Regions from separate parts of the Homo sapiens genome. Here region 1 is linked to region 2. Evidence: read pairs that join two places in POLR2A ChIA-PET (ENCODE). Cell type or tissue: PC-9. All regions are shown on one strand. Links, peaks and the distances in the headings refer to the core of each region. The heading gives the core; the rest is flanking DNA.

What was found. ChIA-PET counts read pairs that join two places held together with the same protein. Peaks named below come from ENCODE experiments on the same cell type or tissue, not always from the same donor. Only the 100,000 strongest peaks of a DNase experiment are listed, where the experiment ranks them.
Region 1: POLR2A ChIA-PET joins it to region 2 with 5 read pairs; 1 of 35 experiments calls an interaction of 5 or more read pairs at or near these places.

What each region holds. Positions count from the first base shown.
Region 1 is chr12:116,153,942-116,160,510 of GRCh38, forward strand. All of the region lies in intron 2 of MED13L (mediator complex subunit 13L), which reads right to left. Among named protein-coding and RNA genes, the nearest start is that of MIR620, 8.6 kb to the left of the region's middle. RefSeq lists an enhancer at 1-501. In PC-9, for the core only: no CTCF peak of the experiment used is centred there; no DNase peak of the experiment used is centred there; H3K27ac peaks cover 593 bases.
Region 2 is chr12:116,927,979-116,934,547 of GRCh38, forward strand. It overlaps FBXW8 (F-box and WD repeat domain containing 8), which reads left to right. Exons shown (of 11, transcript NM_153348.3): 2 at 45-149. Among named protein-coding and RNA genes, the nearest start is that of FBXW8, 20 kb to the left of the region's middle. In PC-9, for the core only: no CTCF peak of the experiment used is centred there; a DNase peak (open chromatin) is centred at 3,883; H3K27ac peaks cover 896 bases.

The DNA.
Region 1 (6,569 bases), core at 565-5,564, 770 kb before region 2:
ACAAATCAATGTCGGTGAAAGGAAAACTACTCAATAGTAGGTATAACAACAACAAAAATCACAGCTGCCCGGAGCACTGCTCTTGTAGCAATAGCAGAAATAGTGGTAACATTAACAACAGTTTATACTTACTGAATTTTCTATGAGTGAAATGCTGTGCTAACTGATTTCCATGTGTTAACTCATGTAATCCTCACACTCAATGAAGCATTGTGACTCTTAATTCCCCACTTTGCAAATGAAGAAAATGAAATGTGGTGGTTTGCCAAAACAAAGTCAAACAGCAAGTACCCAGGAGAAAGAGAGGATTTTAACCCATGCCTGACTCCAAAAGCCCGTCCTATTAATTACTGAACAACACTGCTTCTCTTGAATGGATCCTCACTCACACCTGCAATAAGTCTGGAGTTGGAACTCTTGTTACCAAGAGCAATTAGTGGCACTAACAATGAAAACATAGATTCAACTTCCCACCACCCAATAAATAATTAGGTTATTTCTAGTAAGCATACTTTTAAGAAAGGAAAACTCTACTTTTTTAAAGAAATAATTCCATGCAAACGATTTGTTTTTCCCATGTTGTGAGATCAAACTCACCTTCTCCAGGAAACTCTCTGTTCAGAATGACATTCTCTGAGGGTTCCAGATAATTAAGTATTACTTAAGAATGAAAAATTTGTGGCAGTAGTGCTTACGAGACACATTAGTAACTCAATAAAATGTCAAGTACCAACATAGCATAAAAGACACATATTCTTAACTTTTACTTTTTAAAATCTATGAAAAGTTAGGTATTAAATCCAACCACAGAAAATAAGTATTGAATTTTTAAAGCAATATTTTTCGATAAAGATATTCTTTTTATTTAATTGTGTGTTGATGGTGGTGGTGTTTTTGTTTTTGAAAAAGAGTCTCACTCTGTCACCCAGGCTGGAATGCAGCTGGCACAATCTCGGCTCACTGCAACCTCTGCCTCCCAGGTTTAAGCAATTCTCCTACCTCAGCCTCCCAAGCAGCTGGGACTTCAGGCACACAACACTACACCTGGCTAATTTCTGTATTTTTAGTAGAGATGAGGTTTCACCATGTTGGCCAGGCTGGTCTCAAACTCTTGACCTCAAGTGATCCACCTGCCTTGACCTCCGTAAGTGTTGGGATTACAGGCGTGAGCCACCACCACCGGCCAAGATATTCTCTTATGGCCAGGCACAGGGGCTCATGCCTGTAATCACAGCACTTTGGGAGGCCAAGGCGGGAGGATTACTTGAGTCCAGGAGTTCAAGATCAGCCTAGGCAACACAGAGAAACCGTCTCTACAAAAAATTTAAAAATTAGCCAGGTGTGGGTGGTACACACCCAAAGTCCCAGCTACTTGGGAAACTGAGGTGGGAGGATTGCTTGAGCCCAGAGGTTCCAGACTGCAGTGAGCCATGATCATGTCACTGCACTCCAACCTGAGTGACAGAGCAAGACTCTGTCTCAAAAAACGACGTTCTCTTTAATGTTCTGAATACTTCCAAATGCCAAATTTCTTTTAAATCAATTAAATGTAACGATGAAAGGTCAACAGTCTTGACAGAGCAAACATACCACAGTTCGGCCACACAATAGGTATTTCACGTTTTCTCATGAAAACGTTTACAACACCAAAATAATACCTTTTGATCCAAGCCTATTAGCGCTGTGGGCAGTGCTAGAGTTCATTTCACCGCTGAAGTTACATTTTGCCACACAGTCTTCAACAAAGAATGTATGGTTCACACTTTTCTATAAACAAGATTTAAGGGGAAAAAAAAACCTTGAAACTGTTAATATATTAACTATTCTTTGCTGTTGTTATTCATAAAAATTGTGTCTGTTCTTCAAAACACAAAAAACTAAATATATTGATTCTAGGTCCCAAGCACTTATTCACTCTTCCATTTTAATAAAATAATCAGATACATAATTATAGGACCAGTATGTATTTTCATATTAGAAATAGTAAGGTGGAGGGTAGAAAATATCATTTCCATTATTGTGTATATAAATTTATACTCTATTTTTCTTACTCAACTCAATAAGGGAAAAATTTCTGTGCAATTACTTTCACGTTTCTATAGACAATTCACTCTAGAATGGTTTTTCTTAAACCTCTCATTTTACTTCATGCTATTATCGTAAATAACTATCATTTTTATTTCTACAAAAACATGAAATTCTTTAAGCTTATAATAATTATTAGCAATATGTTAAGGTTCAAGTTCATCAGTTTTTTTTATTTTTGCAGTAGTATAAATATCTTTCCAACCATATGATGAATGTCTCCAGCAAGTTATAACTTACAACTTTCCACTGAAGCATATATTATACATAAGATATGAGTACATCCATTAGGATTCCATTTTTAACTCCAAATTAACAAATGAAGGAATACTGGATTGTAGGCAGCACAGTGTAAATGTAAAGTCTCCAATTACTTAAAAAAAAAAAAAAAAAAAAACTTTTATAGTCCAAAATGAAGTTCAATACATCTGATGGGGAGGCAGGGGTGTTCATTTCAAAGTCTAGCATCAGTGGCAAGTTAAGGAAAAGATGTTGCACATTGCAGGCCAAGTTTCCAAGTACCAACCTCCTCCTTACCACAAGTATCAATGCATCAAAGGTATAAACTACTAAGCGAAGTTTTAAAAGAAAATGTTTAAGTTCAGAAGAGGTTTTATGTACCTTATTTTGTAAGAATATTTAAGCTCAGAGTTCTCAAAATGCAAATATATTTTATCTGAAGTGTTCCCTCAAATTAGAGGATATATAACTAACAAGTACGGACTTCTTATCAGCCCTCCCTCCTAAAGTAGGGGTGGCCATTATGCCTAAGTCATAAAACTGCCGAGTAGAGCAAAATATCTCCCTTTGCCTTTTTCTGTGATGTGGACACACAATGTGGCTCCAAGGCTGGAGTACAAGACAGAAGCTGAACATTGAGGATGAAAGAGCAACTAGACAGAAGGAGCCCAGATTCTTGACACCATGATAAAACTACCGTAATAGTCCTAGGCTTTTGCTCTCAGGATATTGAGAGAGCAAGCGAGAGAGAAGGAGAGAAACTGGTATCCACTGCTGTTATTTTAGGACTTGTACTATAGCAGTCAAGCTGTATCCTAAAAATCCAGATTGCACAGCCTCAACACTTGCCACCAAAACATAAATCAAAAAACTTTTTCATCTTTGTCGTATTTCCCATACTTAAATGTTCTTCCCTTCATTAACCACCCTGTGCTATGCCTTTCATAATATTCACTATACTAGTATACTACACTAAGATTTACTTAATATACTTATACCCCAAGTATAGTTCACTATACTAGAATTTACTTGATTTACTTAATATACTTATCTCCCAAAAAATAAACTGTCTGAGGACAGGGACCATGTCTATCTTCACAGCTGTATCCCCAGCACCAGCACAGTGCCTACTATGTATCTGAAAAACAGAACAAATTACACGAATCCTTCAGCACTCCAGCCTTTGTTAATCTCCCTCTTCCCTAAACTCCTCAAGGATCTACACTTTATGCCATATACAAGTCTATCAGTAGTATACTACTCCTTTCTTTGGCAACGGTTTTGTCTAAGTCTCCTCTTCTCAACATAACTGAACTACCTGAGTGCAAGAGCACTATGCATCCTACTACCTCTCCGTTTTACAGAAAGCACACAAATATCTGTTGAATAGTGAAGTTGTTTCTCACAAAGGTGAATACACCAGCATTCTCCCACAATATTTAGTCTTATAATGCAAACATTACGTTATTATGGTGCTTTTGTGGTCCCCACAAAGACAAACTTTTATTCTCTTCAAACTTCAAACTGTACTTCTGGAGAAAGGGGTGAAAATCCCAGTGTGTTTTAAAAGATATGCTATCAATACTGAGCCCTTAGTGCCCAAGCATAAAGTCAATGCGAGGCAAGTCCCTTGCACCAGCAACAGTAGGAGCAAAGAGGCAATGATTACATATAAGATGGAGGTGAGACCTGGCAGGATCAGATTACTGGTTGCCACAGCCCGCTGGTATTTTCTGAATAGAAGACAGTCCGGAGTAAAAACAAAACAATTAAATTGGATACTGAAAGGTAAGCAGTAGATGAGGAGCTTAGGGATGCAAGCTGCAAGGATCCAGAACCCAAACAGGAAACAGATGAACGCAGGTCAGAGCAGAAATTCAAGGGGAAAAAAAAAAAAAAACCGAGAAACAGATTGTGGTCATCTCTTATTCTACATACTGCAAGACAAGGCAAGAGCTTATCTCAAAACCTAGGATGACTTCAACTGGGAATGAAGGGGAAGGTGAAGGGAAGAGGGGATGGGATATTTGAGGCATTTGAAATCTACTTTGACATTATCAGTAATCAACTAATTATTAGAATTCTGGAAGAAGATCGGTTCTTCAGAATTAGTATTCAAAGAAAATATCCTATTTCAGAAATCCAACTATTTAAATTCAGAGCCAATCTCAGCGTGGTCCTATTTGCTGCTGGTGACAGTAGTGGAGTATATGTCTACGTCTGTAGAACTAATTGGCAAAGATAAGTCCGATTTGGTGATATTTAAACAATACATGGTATTAACTCTAAGAATCTGAAAGAGAAAAACAGAGTATATGATGCACTCCAGTGAGATTATATTATAAAAGATTTAGTATCTGCAAATAAATCTACCAACAAAGTGACAGACAAAAATTAGGGATAAAATGAAATAAGGAAAAGAAGCGATGAGGAATCAAAATTAATGCTCATGTGACTAGCATTGTGGTAATGTTGATAATTTTCAAATAGTGGAATTTACTACGTCACTTAATTTCTATATTATCTCATTTAATTTCTATAACCTTACAAGATAGGTACAATTAATATCCCCCATTCTACAGATGACAGTAAAACACAGAAAGCTGAAGTAACCTCACGTGACTAGTGAGCAGTTCAACTGTATTTAGATATTTTTCTATTCTGTAACAAATCCAGAAATTTAAAAAGAACTGGCTCATGTCAACAATCAACCAATAGTTCTTAACATCTTATTCTCTAGGGAAACTGAAAAATATGTTCAATCCTACCTTCCTTCAACAACAACTTCAACAAACAAAAAATCACCACCACAACTTTCTAGGAAAGGATTTTCTGAGTTTTTCTAAGTTTTAAAACAAAGGCAACATTAAGAGTTAAAGATCGACAGTATTCTATTTATTTAGAAGCCTCTTAAAATAAATAAATGAATTCTCTATTTTGTGCCACTGAATACTACAGGATCAAAGTAAAGCCTCTGAGATTATTATGTCCAACAAATGGAGGTCGCAATCTCAGAGTTTATGTAGACATCACAAAAACTGTTTCAATAGAAGTGGTTATTTTAGAACTGGCTGTCTGCCCAGAGAATGCCAGAATACATTTTAACCAAGTGGACAGAAAAAGAAGCAGATGGATTTGAACACTATTTTTTATCTACTAAAGTCTAAATAATACCAGAATACAATTTCCTCTCATTACTTTTATATATAATTAGACTTAGAAAGGTGAGCAGGTAATTAAAAGAAAAATCTTCTATAATTCACTTTTTATCACTCTAACTTACAGTTCACATTCCTATATACTTTCAACTTACATTTTAATTGAATTTTAGAGATTTTAAGAAAAAAGCACTCAAGTATCACTACTGATACCTTGTTTTGTAAGCTGTTTGTCAAAATGATTTAATATTTAAAAGATATGAAAGGATATATTTAAATGTATGGAATTAAAAAGGTGGTACTGTGTTTGTGAATAAAGTTATTTACAGATCATATCAGCCACATCTACATATTTAATTCCATAACAGCTTCTCTTGCTTTTTAAATTAAATCTTCAACTTTACAGTAACTGATTCTCAAGAGAAAGGGATTATAAATGTGCCACATCCTGCTATTTCAAAGCAGCAGCACAAAATAATAAAGAGCTAACTAATGTGGTCCCAATGATTACTGTACATTTCATTAAAATTTCATCTCTTTGTCCCATTTAAGGACTCACTACATGCTTCTGGCCATATGGAATCTGTTACGCAGACCCTGTGATTTCTTCTCCATGAAGATTACTTCACTACTTGCACAGAACAAAATAATATAAACTAAAAAAATAATTTATACCATGTTTACAGCTGAGTTTTCCTATAATTCTGCTACAATTCAAACTATCAACATATCGTCAGGTTAAATTCCATTATAATAAAACAGACAGATATTTAAATTTTTTCACAAAGGAATTTAAAGTCCCAAATAACGTTCAATTAACTGATAGTTTAAAAATAGTAACTAATTCTTGAGCAATAAGGTCTTTTAACTGCTATTTTTGTTGTTGTTGTTGTTTGCAACATACATTTCAACACTACTGAATAAACAAACTTAGTCCAAACAAAACCATTTAGGTGAGTCACGATGCATCATGATAGTGGCCAACTCTCTGGAGAGCCCTGCAATAGTCACCTGAGAAGCAGCATGATGTAGCAGGAAACCTGGATCTGCCTCTACTATGGAAACTGGACAAGTCATACAAAACTG
Region 2 (6,569 bases), core at 1,076-6,075:
ATATCTAAAAATTATAAACTTCTTTCTTTTTTTTTTCCCCTCAGAATGAAATGAATGATGTGCCTTTCTTTGATATCCAACTGCCTTACGAATTGGCAATCAATATATTTCAGTATCTGGACAGGAAAGAACTAGGAAGATGTGCACAGGTAAGGTGTCACCAACAGATGTTCCAGATTTTCCTAAATGTGTGATTAAGGTATAGGACTCTCCGGGGTAATAGAAATTTACTCACAGAATTATAAACTTTGCAGAATTAATGAATTGGATGGCAAGTTTACTTGAAGGAAAGCCACCTTGACCTTAGAGGATTATGTTCCACATCACTACTCGGTGTGTATCTTTCTGTGACCCAAGAGCTCTTTTCTCCCTGCAGTCTGAGTTATGGCTGACCTGTGGCAGTGTGCTGGTGGCCGACAACTTGGTGCTAAGCCTTTATTGAGCTTGTCTGTGCTGTTAATGCACTCACAGTTTTTAATGCAAAGATGTGAGCCCTTGGTTAAATCGAGCCTGTTATTAGGTTGGTAGCTGAGGGGGTCAGCACGAGGACAGAACATGTTTTAGGTGAAGTCATGTTTTAGGTGTATAGTCCAAATTACCCTTTAAACTTTAGGATCTCACTCAGTGAGGTGCAAGGCAGGTGAGAACTGAGACCCACCAAGGGAATTACAGATCAATGTCACCCGTCTCACACTTACTCTGGGGCATATGCCTGTGGAGTGGAATGGTGGGAGATATCATTTAGGCCAAACTGCATTGTGTTTAGGAATCATGGGGGAATCTTGATAAAATGCAGATTCAGATTCAGGAAGTCTGCGGTGGGGCCTGACAGTCAACTTTCTTTTTTTTTGAGATGGAGTTTTGCTCTGTCGCCCAGGCTGGAGTGCAGTGGGACGATCTTGGCTCACTGCAACCTCTGCCTCCCAGGCCCAAGCAGTTCTCCTGCCTCAGCCTCCCGAGTAGCTGGGACTGCGGGCATGTGCTGCCATGCCCAGCTAATTTTTGTATTTTTAGTAGAGATGGGATTTCACTGGCCAGCCTGGTCTCAAACTCCTGATCTCAGGTGATCTGCCCGCCTTGGCCTCTCAAAGTGCTGGGATTACAGGCATGAGCCACCGCGCCCGGCCCCATTGATGGTCTGCTTTCTAAGCAGGGGATGCCAGTGTGGCTTTGGCCACACTTTGAGAGAGGCAAAGGTTTATGCCATTAACATCGTTCTCTTGTTCTCGTCTTTTTGGCCAAGAGTGTGTGATTGATTTTTCTTTTCTTTTTTTGAGACAGAGTCTTGCTCTGTCACCGAGGCTGGAGTGCAGTGGCGCGATCTCGGCTTCCTGCAACCTCTGCCTCCTGGGTTCAAGCTATTCTCTTGCCTCAGCCACCCGCATAGCTGGGATTACAGGCTCATGCCACCACATGCAGCTAATTTTTGTATTTTTAGTAGAGACACGATTTTGTCATGTTGGCCAGGCTGGTCTTGAACTCCTGACCTCAAGTAATCCACCCACCTCAGCCTCCCAAAGTGCTGGGATTACAGGCATGAGCCACTGGGCCTGGACTGATTTTTCTTTTTTTAAAAATTTCATTTTATTTTTTTAAATGGACAAATAAAGTTATATATATGTATCAGGTATAACATGATTTTTGAAATATCTATGCATTGTGGAATGGCTCAGTTGAGGTAACTAACATGTATTACCTCACATACTTATTTTCTGTGGTGAGAACACTTAAAATCTATCTCTTAGTGATTTTCAAGTATACATCATTAACTGAAGTCACTGTGTTGTACAGTAGAGCTCTGAACTTATTTCTCTCATCTAACTGAAATTTTGTATCCTTTGACATCTTTCCAGTGTCCCATCCTGCCCCGCCAGCCACTGGTAACCGCCATTCTACTCTCTACTTCTATGAGCTCAACTTTTTTAGATTCTACATTTAAGTGAGATCATGCAATATTTGTCTTTCTGTGGCTGGCTTATTTCACTTAACATAATGCCCTCTAGGTTCATCCACCATGTTGTTGTAAATGACATGATTTCCTTCTTTTTTTTTCTAAAGGCTGAATAGTATTCCATTGTGTATACATGCCACATTATGTATCATTTATCTGTTGATTCTGTATCTTGGCTGTTGTGAATAATGTTGCAATGAGCCTGGCAGTACAGAGATCACTTTGACAAACTGATTTCACTTCCTTTGGATGTATACCCAGCAACCAGAATTGCTGAATCATATGGTAGTTATATTTTTAATATTCTAAGGAACCTGTTTCCTTAATGGCTGTGCTAATTTCCATTCCCACTAACAGTGTGCAAGGGTTCCCTTCTCTCCATGTCTTTGCCAGCACTTGTTTTGTCTTTTTGGTAATAGCCATTCTAACAGGTGTAGTTTAATTTGCATTTCTCTGATGATTAGTATTGTTGAGCATTTTTAAATATACCTATTGGCCATTTGTATGTCTTCTTTTGAGAAATGTCTATTCAGGTCCTTTGCTCATTTTTAAATTGGGTTTTTTGTCTTCTTGCTATTGAGTTGTTTGAGTTCCTTATGTAATATTTTGGATATTAACTGCTTATGAGATATATGGTTTGGAAATATTTTTTCTCTTTTATAGGTTGTCTCTGTATTCTGTTGATTGTTTCCTTTGCTGTACAAAAGCTTTTTAGTTTGATGTAATCCCATTTGTCTGTTTTTGTTGCCTGTTCTTTTGGGGTCATATCCAAAAAATCATTACCTATACCAGTGTCATGGAGTTTTTCCCCTAAGTTTCTTTCCCATAGTTTTACAGTTTCAAGTCTTATGTTTAAGATTTTAATCCGTTTTGAACTTATTTTTATTTTTTTTATTGAGACAGAGCCTCACTCTGTTGCCCAGGCTGGCATGCAGTGGTACAATCGTAGCTCACTGTAGCCTCAAACTTTTGGGCTCACGTGATTCTCCCACCTCAACCTCCCGAGTAGCTGGGACTATAGGCTCACGCCAACATGCCCAGCTAACTTTTAAATTTTTTGTAAGGACAGGGTCTTGCTTTGTTACCCAGGCTAGTCTCGAACTCCTGGCTTCAAGTAAGAGTTCACTTCTTTATAATAGTGTGAGATGGGATCTAATTTCATTCTTCTGTATGTGGATATCCAGTTCTCACAACACCATTTATTGGAGACTTTTTTCCCCATTGTGTGTTGTTAGCACCTTCATTGAAAATCAGTTGACTGTAAATGCACAGGCTTATTTCTGGGCTCTCAGTTCTGTTTTACTGGTCTATATATCTGTTTTTATGCCAGTGACATGCTGTGTACATTGCTATAGCTTTGTAGTATATTTTGAAATGAGGTATTGTGATGCCTCCAGCATTGTTCTTTTTGCTCAGGATTGCTTTGGCTATTTGCAGTGTTTTGTGTTTTTATGCAAATTTTATCTTTTTTTTTTCCTGTATCTGTGAAAATGTCTTTGGAATTTTTATAGAGATTGCATTTCACTCACTTTGAGTAGTATGGACATTTTGATAATATTCTTCCAATCCATGAACATGGAATATCTTTCTATTTATTTGTATCATCCGTTTTCTCCTTAGTGTTTTATAGTTTTCAGCATACTGGTCTTTAGCTTCCTTGGTTGAATTTGTTCCTAAGTATTTATTTTTGGTGTGGCTATTGTGAATGGGGTTATTTTCTTGATTTCTTTTACAGATAGCTTGTTGTTAGTATATAGAAACTCTACTGATTTTTGTATATTGATTTTGTACCCATAACTGAATTTGTTTATTAGTTTCTTGGTGGAGTATTTAGGGTTTCCTATGTTTATGTTTATATTGTCTGTAAACAGGAACAGATTAACTTCCTCCTTTCTGCTTGGATGCCTTTTATTTCTTTCTGTTGCCTAATTGCTGTGACTAAGACTTCTAGTACTATGTTGAATGGAAATGGTGAGAGTGTGCATCCTTGTCTTATTCCTGAAGAAAAGCTTTCAACTTTTTACTAAGTATGACTTTAGCTTTGGTTTTGTCACATGTGGCCTTTATTGTGTTAAAGTACATTTCTTCTATACCTCATTTATTAAGAGTTTTTATCATGAAAGGATCTTGAATTTTGTCAGATGCTTTTTCTGCACCTGAGGTGATCACATCGTTTTTCTCCTTCATTCTGTTAATGCATTGTATTACATTTATAGATTTCTGTTGATTTTTCGTAAGTTAAATGGGTGTATGATTGCTAACCATTTGGCCTTTGATGGACAACTGTATTCTCTAGGAGACACTGGAGTATCCATTCTCCATAACTGCCAAAAAATTAGTTTGTTTAATGGTTAGCATTTTCATCCCTGGATTCTATACTGCATTTTACACAGGTGTTTACAGCTTCAAGAGCAAGGGTTTGCAAAATTCACTGGTAGGAAAACTGAACATAAAATTCAAAGCACCAGCAAGACTATGAAGTTCAGCATATGAAGGCGGTTTGAGAGTGGTGAAAACTGTACCCAAATTTAGACTCTGGAGCTTGCTACCTCCATGGCAGTTCAGTGAAATCACACATGATACAGGACCATTTAGACAGTTTATGGTGTTCTACTCTTTCTTTTTCTTTGACGGAGTCTCGCTGTCACCAGGCTGGAGTGCAGTGGCGCGATCTCGGCTCACTGCAACCTCTGCCTCCCAGGTTCAAGCTATTCTCCTGCCTCAGCCTCCCAAGTAGCTGGGACTACAGGTGCGCCACCATGCCCAGCTAATTTTTGTATTTTTAGTAGAGACGGGGTTTCACCATGTTGGCCAGGATGGTCTCCATCTCTTGACCTCGTGATCCACCTGCCTCGGCCTCCCAAAGTGCTGGGATTACAGGCGTGAGCCACTGTGCCCAGCCGTTCTAATCTTTCTTTGTGAAGCATTTTGCTTAATCGTTTTTCTACTTGAATATGAATTTGAAAGAATTTTCAATATTCTTGATTATTGTTGTTAGTATTGCTTAAGTGGGGGCATTGGCAGATATTTTTTGATGCGGAGTGTGTGTCTTTAGGAAATGATGGAAATTATTTAAAGGCTAAAATTCACTTAAAAAAAATGTGCTGAAGTGTAAACTGTGCTCAGAGCCTATGAGTTGCATTAAGCATGAGTACCTATATTGTTTTCTTTCCCCTTGGAAATTTGATTTGTTATATTCTAACTTTACACATTGGCCTGCTCCCAAGAGTTGAAAACAAGAGTGTAGCTAAATGAGGCCAATTCCTGGATTTCAGCCTGATGCTGTTAGCCGAAGTCTTGGAACAGGGTCTAATAGCTAGCTGCTTTACACAAAGTCAGCATTAGATGATAAAATCTTCATTCTTGATAGCGAGCTGCTGTTTAAGAAATCATTTCTTTTAACATTGCTTTTTGCTCCCCTGCTTTGTAGAGAGCCATGTGGCTTTCACATCTGCTGCTGGTTTTCTCATCCAAAGAGTTTATCAGAGAAAGATAGAATCTAGTGGAAGAAGAGATCCCCTTTTGGTACAATGGGGCTGCATTACAGGGTAGATTGGTTATGCTGGTGATATTATTCTGCAGGTGTGAACAGTTTAATTTGCAACACAGTAGTCCAATTGTCCACCAGAATTCTTCCCTCTATGGCCAGTTGGATTTGGCTTTTTGTTGTTGTTGTTAACCCAGTTGTTAGAGCACATATATAAGAATAGAAAATATTCTTAAACAGAACCCCGTTAGCGTACAGTGACTAAGTTAGCTGTGATCTGTGAAGTCAGGAGTTTTATGGAGCTCTTACATGAGAATGACAATAGATGGCCAGTAGTTTGTAGAATTGGCTTTGTTTCATCAATCATTAAAATTAAAACCACAAAGTAATAAAAATAAGTAGCACTTTCATTTGTTTCTTGGGGTGTTTTTATTTTGAAACAGGGAGGAAATCCTTCTGTGGAATGTCCTGCTGCTTTATGATTTTATTTTAGAGGGGCTTGCTTTTTTTCTCTCTCTCCATCTCTCTTTTAATCTAGGTGCCTTGGGATTTTAGTGAAATTGGGCCAGTTATGTGGAATTGGCACCATGAACTAAATGTATGCCCTTGGAGAAAACCTGTTTGCTTAGATCTTTATGCCAAATTGGTAACTGACTAACAGTAAGAAACTCTGTTACTGGGAGGCCTTTGAGATTTAATTATCCCACAAACCATGCCGGAGACTGATTTTGCTTTGACTTTGCCTCCTTTCCATATCCCCTCCTCTTTTTTTTGCTTTTGAGGCTTTATGTTTTGAAAACTGAAGTCCTGCTACATTAGTTTGTGATCTGTGTGTACTTTTGATGCTGAGGTCTCCAGCTCCTTCCTTTCAATAGTTGTCCCTCGAGGGACTTAATCTCTCTGTGGGAGTGTTTCTTGCCGAAACATCTTGAAAACAGTGTAGCTTTTAGTAAGCAAAGTTACTTGTTGGACAGTTCATTGAACAGGTTTGTAATCTTGCTATTTATAATTTTATGTTCATCTTTTTTTGTGCCCACAGGATTCCTGGTATTTAAAGGAGACAATTTTTTAGTCGATAACAATGATACAGTTGTTGGTTTCAAAATTACAAATTGGTTTTTAGGAGAAAAG